2 separate regions of the Homo sapiens genome follow, and region 1 is linked to region 2. The links are chromatin contacts, found by Hi-C or POLR2A ChIA-PET in ENCODE. All regions are on one chromosome and are shown on one strand. Each heading gives the region's core, a stretch centred on a gene start or an enhancer-like site at or near the end of the contact. The rest is flanking DNA. Distances are from core to core; before and after follow the strand shown.

The links. Hi-C counts contacts between places; a loop is a spot of excess contacts on that map. ChIA-PET counts read pairs that join two places held with the same protein, here RNA polymerase II (POLR2A). Pooled maps may share reads with other maps.
Region 1: a map of endometrial microvascular endothelial cells shows a loop between it and region 2 (6-fold over the local background). The contact joins two enhancer-like sites. A Hi-C loop is called at or near these places in 4 of 168 maps with a recorded cell type or tissue (GM12878, PC-9, endometrial microvascular endothelial cells and 1 more), 33 of 37 single-sample maps with no recorded cell type and 13 of 50 pooled maps. POLR2A ChIA-PET finds 5 or more read pairs at or near these places in 4 of 52 experiments (AG04449, GM12878, activated T-cell and 1 more).

The regions. Positions count from the first base shown.
Region 1 is chr7:151,622,339-151,625,612 of GRCh38, forward strand. All of the region lies in intron 5 of PRKAG2 (protein kinase AMP-activated non-catalytic subunit gamma 2), which reads right to left. Among named protein-coding and RNA genes, the nearest start is that of RHEB, 100 kb to the left of the region's middle. Within about 2 kb of position 1,578, at least 2 of the 41 ENCODE cell types and tissues checked have a DNase peak (open chromatin) inside an H3K27ac peak, as active enhancers do; they include endothelial cell of umbilical vein, where a contact is called at or near this core.
Region 2 is chr7:151,484,303-151,487,964 of GRCh38, forward strand. It overlaps RHEB (Ras homolog, mTORC1 binding), which reads right to left. Exons shown (of 8, transcript NM_005614.4): 3 at 435-502. Among named protein-coding and RNA genes, the nearest start is that of RHEB, 34 kb to the right of the region's middle. Within about 2 kb of position 1,274, at least 9 of the 41 ENCODE cell types and tissues checked have a DNase peak (open chromatin) inside an H3K27ac peak, as active enhancers do; they include endothelial cell of umbilical vein, where a contact is called at or near this core.

The sequences.
Region 1 (3,274 bases), core at 328-2,827, 140 kb after region 2:
GATCTTTCTGTTGTGCGTCCTCTGACAGTTTCTACTATGGCGTGCCATTGTTTTTACACTGTGTGACAGCACTGACAAGAATTACTACTGCAAATCAAAACACAAAAAAACCATTGGCAGAGCCATTACAATAAGTCACCAATAGAAGATGTCAGGTAGCAAGCCAGTGTTCACCAATGGGGACTACTCAAGGTACTCCCAGTTCAAATGGGAGGCAATGGAGAAGACAGAAGCATCTAGACCAACCCTAGGTCAGAATTGTTACTGCCTTTCTTGTGAGCTTGAACAAATTGATACCCTTGAGCCTGAATTTCTTCATTTGTAAAATGGTGACACACCATCTTTCCTGAGAGCATTTCTCAGGAACAGGGATAAGCACAAACATCCAATCGCAAAAGCTGCCAACTATATGTGGCATACATACCTGTGTCCACATGGGGCAAAGTCTGACAGTGCAGAAGAACAGAATCGCTGGAATCACTTTAAATTTTTGCTCGGTTTCTTCTTGTCTTCCTAGTCATCATCGCAGTTACTGCTGATGGAGACTGTACTACATCCCAGGCCCTCTAATGCAGCGGTCCCCATACTACATCCCAGGCCCTCTAATGCAGTGGTCCCCAACCTTTTTGGGAGGGACCAGTTTCATGGAAGACAATTTTTCCATGGATGGGGGAGCAGGGGGATGGTTTCAGCATGAAATTGTTCCACCTCAGATCATTTGGCATGAGTTAGAGTCTCATAAGGAAGGCTGGGCACGGTGGCTCACGCCTGTAATCCCAGCACTTTGGGAGGCTGAGGCAGGCAGATCACGAGGTCAGGAGTTTGAGACCAGCCTGGCCAACATGGTAAAACCCCGTCTCTACAAAAATACAAAAATTGGTTGGGCATGGTGGCAAGTGTCTGTAATCCCAGTTACTTGAGAGGCTGAGGCAGGAGAATCGCTGGAACCTGGGAGGTGGAGCTTGCAGTGAGCCGAGATTGCGCCACTGCACTCCAGCCTGGGCAACAGAGCAAGACTCTGTCTCAAAAAAAAAAAAAAAAAAAAAAAAAAAAGCTCATAAAGAGTGTGCAACCTAGATCCCTTGCTTGTGCAGTTCACAATAGGGTTCGCGCTCCTATGAGAATCTAATGCTGCTGTTGATCTGATAGGAGGCGGAGCTCGGGAGGTAATGCTCGCTCGCCTGCTGCTCACCTGCCGTGTGGGCCGATTCCTAACAGTAGTGGTCTGTGGCTAGGGGGTTGGGGACCCCTGCTCTAGTGGATATCATGCCCATGTTATTTAATCCACATATAATCCTCCTGGCTAGGTACTATTATTATTTCCAAGTTACATATGAAGAAACCAAAGCTTTAAGAAACTTACTAAAGTTCTCACAGTTATTAAGTAGAAGAAATGAGACTCTAAGGTGAATCTGACTCATGCTCTTAATTGCTATGGCTCTAATTACACATGCATTAAAAAAAGGGGGGTTACATCGTATGTATGTATAAGCTTCAAAGCTAGAGAAGTCAACGTGAAGACTGAGAGCCAAGGAAAGAGGGTAAATAAGCGTCTTACAATGCGCATGTGTGTACTGGGGAGGAGGTCTTGACGGAACAATGAAACATTCCACTTCCAAGAAAATGTGGAAAATGATTCATAAAATAACAACTTATTGCTAGCAACTTCCTGTCAGTTACAAATGACCAAAGTACAACCTAAAATAAAATGAATCAGTTAGCATGATGTTCAGAAACCTCATTGATGTTATATAAATTCAGATACATGGGAAACAGCTCCAAGTGGGACAGAAGGCAGCGTGTGTGTGTGTGTGTGTGTGTGTGTGTGTACATATATATATATTTTTTTTTTCAGATAAGGTCTTGCTCTGTTGCCCCAGCTAGAATGCAGTGATGCCCTCATGGTTCAGCACAGCCTCAACCTCCTGGACTCAGGAGGCATGGGACTCACCTCCCATGTCTGGCTAATTTTCTGTATTATTTATTTATTTTTATAGAGAGAGGGTTTCGCCATGTTGCCCAGGCCGATCTCGAACTCCTGGACTCAAATGATCCATCCACCTTGGCCTCCCAAAGTGCTGGGATTACGGGGTGAGCCACAGCACCCGGCCGTGGCAGCATATTAAACAGATTAAAAAGTGACTAAAATTTAGCCAAAAGGTTCCCAGACTAGTTCCCTTCCCCCAAAATCGCTCTTCCCTTTTCATATCAGAGATGAACCTGGCTCTGTTCCCCCTAACCTTAGCACAAGTGTAATCACGGCCATGAAAGGAAGGTGTCAAGGCGATTTCCTCGGATGCCAGATTCCGCAGGCGAGCCATCCCACTCTACCCACTTGCTACTGCCTTCAGTTATTCAACTGCAAACGTCACAAGCCCTGATGTCACCCACCGTCGGGTGGAGAAGCCTTTCACACCTCCAGGGTTCACTCAGTCATTTCACTTCCTCCGTTGCTCCGCCCTCACTGCTCTTTGATTAGCGCACCATCAACATGGCAAATGCAATTCCTCTCATTTCTCCAATGCCTCAAATAGAAATGCCTTATGTCTTTGTAAGAAATAACATTGACCACCTGAAGTATGGCAAGCCTAGGTGCCACAGTAAAAGCATAAGCTCCAAAATACATACGTTCATTTGTGTGACAAATGTTTACTGAAAACCAAGTTTCACTCATCCCAGTGGCCTCAAGACCTGGCAAATATTAAGATTTCAGTCTCCATCCTCACAGAGCTTACAATGTAATGGCAAATAAATGGGAGGGGCTACTGGGAAACACAAAGAAGTGCGTCCCCCTAACAGCACCTATCAATTGTGAGGGATCATGAGATAGCATGGGAAGTCTTCATCGGGGCTTCTGGGAAGGCTTCCCTGAGGAAGCGACATCTAACCTGAGACTTGGAGAAAACGAGCAGGTGGCCAAAGGAGAGGAAGGAATGATTCAAGGAGCAGGAGCTGTCTGTGTAAAGTCTGGCAGGCCTGGAGGAGCAAGGCAGTTTGAGGAAGCTGATGAAGGCCAGAGTAGCTGGAGGGAAATGCAGGGAGGAAAGAGGCACCAGGTGAGGCTGGGGAGGGAGGAGAAGGGGGCAAGGAGGGCGTGCCGGGAAGTGCGGACTCCTACAGGCAAAGGAAAAGTACCGGAGGCTTTAGAAATGAAAGCGATGGGATTAGAAATATGTTTGAAGGAAATATCTCCAACAGCAGCATGGCAAATTAATTGGAGGGGGCAGAGCAGGTGCTGGGAGAGCTTGGCTGCTGGAACGGTCCATAGGAAGAT
Region 2 (3,662 bases), core at 24-2,523:
AAATAGAAAACCACTATCCTGTAATAAGTATTAACCCTTACAATGTTAATATATTTAAAGCAATTCTAAAGCAGAAAAACAAGTTATTAAAAGATAACTGCCAGAAATGTCTTAGAAAAGACCAAGTAGACAGCATACTAACATTTAGTTATCTGTGTAAGCTCCTTGACTTATGATGGGGTTACATCGTGATAAACCTACTGTAAACCAAAAATATCATGAGTTGAAAATGTATCAAATACCTCAATAGACCCATCGTAAAGATGAGAAATTGTTAAGTCGAGCCACTGCAAGCCAAACCATTGGGAGTCAGGGACTGTCTGCACACAACCTGAGGGGTTTTCTTGGCATAGCTGGTACTTTTAAAAATCAGTGCTAGGACCAAGACTGTCAGATATGCTGTATAAGATTCTGAGATACCAGAGGTCACTTACTTGCCCGGCTGTGTCTACAAGTTGAAGATGATATTCTTGTCCATTTACTGTGATCAACTTTGTAAAAGCTACAGGGAAAAAGGAAATTAAACATTAGTTTAAAAAAATTAACTCGAAACCACCTGAAGTTTGAACAATGACAACCAATCAAGCACAGAGTCCCTAGCAGTCTCAGAGAAAGGCCCCATGAAACAAAAAAGAACAACTCTCTGACTTGTATAGATTCTCCCCTACTTCCATTATTTAGCTAGGAAATACGGTGACTGGCTAAAATCAAGCTTGGTAAACCTTGATTCTTTTTCAAAGAGACAAAGTACGCAACAATTCATATCCTATAATAGTAATTTGAATGCTGTGTGGCAAATCCTTCCTCTTGTGAAAAAGTGAAATATACTACGTAAAGTCTGAGGTCTAGAATAAACCAAAACCACAAAAATTTTCCATTAATTTATAGGAAGTCTGGCATCAGAGCACAAAGAGCTAATATTAGTTAAGTGCTAAGAACTTTTAGTACATAAAAGAAGTAACAGTTTTACTGACGGATAAAACAGCAATGAAACAGATGTTCTGTGTTGAAGCCATCCTTCCCACTTAAGCTTAAGGATCCAAGCAATTTGTCACAACTTCTTTTCCCTGACAAGGGAGGAAAGAAAATCAGACTTGAATAACTTCCGGAAAAGTCAATTCAGAATTAGAGGGAGACAGACTTCAAACAAATATAGACAAAAGAGGAAAGAACTACTAACAGAAACAATGTAAAAATAACCACCTGGAACTCTGACAAGGAAGTGGAACAGATTTATCTTGCATACCCGCCCCAGCCATCTTGACTCACCATGAGTCCTCCAATCTCCTGATTGGCCGTCCTATATGACTAGAGCCAGGCAGCAGAATCTATCCCTCATACAACTGAGAGAGGTCCCACTCTACCCACAGCAGAAAGGCAAAGCTGACACAGACAAATGGAAATTATGTGAGAAAACTCTAAGTAATAAGGAGGATTGATCAGAGATCTTATCTGAGTTATATGAGTTCCACAGGGAAAGAAATGATGGCTGAAAGACAAGCAATCATCACAGAGAACCATATTAGCGTCACACTTTTCTAATACAAGCAGGGGGGCCAAAAGTCAGGTGAGTAAAGATAACAGACCACAGCATGAAATCAATGGCCACACTATATTATGCTTGTACCTGTTCCGGAAGTTATCACTTTTAGGAAACAGTTAAATCAGATGGAAACTGAATCGGAATATTTCAAGCTGGGGGGATACCCAATATAACCTATTTCATCAATTCTAAGAAAGAATTCAGATTTGTTTTTACACCTTATTCTCTCTGAACTTGGGATGCATCCTGCACCGCTGGAGGTTTCAGTCCTTGTCAGCCAGGGTGCAGTCACTACATAGCTGTGTGAAAACCTTCAGTCACGTGAGATTGAAGTGTATTTCAGATTTGATGAGAAGTATGTAAGAAACACTGGTGAGCAATAAAACCAGTGACCTTCAATTAGAACTAAGTAACTGCAGTTATCAAGTATAATTATGATGACAAGGTTACTGAAAGGAAACATCATTCATTCATTCATTCATTCAAGAACAATTTCTTGAGTGCCTATTATCACCAGTAGCACTGTTGTGGGTGCTTGGGATGCTGTAGTCTCTGATACTCAGTGAGCTTAGATCCCAGGGAAGGAAAGAAGGTATAGACACACACATGTACCCTCCCACCCTGTCGGGTATCTTCCCTGGGAGTGGAACACCCAGGCAGAGGTTAAACAGCAAGTGAAAAAAGCAAAAAAGTCAATGCAGCTAAAGCTCAGAGAGAACGGTAGATAGCTAACTAGGATGGACAGGAGGCAGAAGGTCCTACAGAACTTGGGATTTTTACTCTGAATGTGAGGAGAAACCAAGGAAAGATCACTCTGGCTACGCTGTAAGTAACAAAAATGGTCCCAGGGATATTAGGCAGGAGCCCATGATACAGTGACCACATGACTGTACAGACTATCACAATCTATAGAGGGTGACACTGGCCTGGATTAGAGGTGGAGATATTCTGGAAATATTTCAGAGGCAGAACCAAAAGGATTTTCTGATTGACTGGAAGTGGGATGTAAGAAAATGAAGAGTCAGGATGACTCCAAAGCTTCTGTAAGTTGCCACTTACAGGAAAGACTAGGGGAAGAATACTAGGGATAGGAGAGGAAGGGAAATGAGTTGGGTTTTAGGGATGTTTTGGGATGCCTATTAAATACCAAGGGGAAATGCAGGCAGTTAAATAAAAAAGCCCAGGATGTAGTGGCTTATGCCTGTAATCCCACTTTGGGAGGCCCAGGCAGGAGGACTGCTTGAGGCCTGGAGTTCAAGACCACCCTGGGCAACACAGGGAGACCCAATCTCCACAAAAATGGAAAAACTGCTCCAGCGTGGTGGCTCACGCCTGTAGTCCTAGCTACTTGTGAGGCTGAGGAAAGATCATTTTAAGCCCAGGTATTCAAGGTTACAGTGAGCTATGATCATGCCACTGCACTCCTGCCTGAAGGACAGAGTGAAAGACCTTGTCATGTAGAATAAAATAAATTATAAAATAAAGCCCAGAGCTGGGGGGAGAGGTTGCGGCTGAGAATACACACTGGTGAGTCAATAGCAAATTGAAGAGAGGGGAAGATTACTTGAGAGCAAGTGCAGAGGAAAGGCCTGAACCAGGGCACCCCATGTTGCCAAGTCAAAAAAATGCAGAAGATTCGGCCAAGAAGACTGAGATGTCATTGTACATAGTGTATAAAAGAAAAAAAAAAAAATAAACATTTGCATCTATCTTTGCATGTAAAAAGAATGTAACTTGTCCTACTTGTAGCAGTAAAATGAAAAAGACCTTCCATCTTGCTGTCATAGGAAAACTGCCAGTTTTTTACTATAGAAAAAAGGGAGGTATAATAAGAGATAGGATAGACTCGGAAATAATTCTACTGTCTCTCATTTTAACCTCATGTCAAAGTGGAAAGCTGGCTTTCTTCTGACATCACTCTCCTTGAGCCCCTTTCTCCCTGCCTCTTTGAATCACCAGAGAATCCATTTCCAACCTAAACCCCTGAAATTCTCCTAAGTAGACTAATAGCTATTTACTAGTAAATGCTACTAACCACGGTCATAGAGGTTTCCAAAATTTGGTGTTCACAAAGCAAGATTTGTGTTACTAAAGTGTGGTGAGGGCTCTTCATTCATAC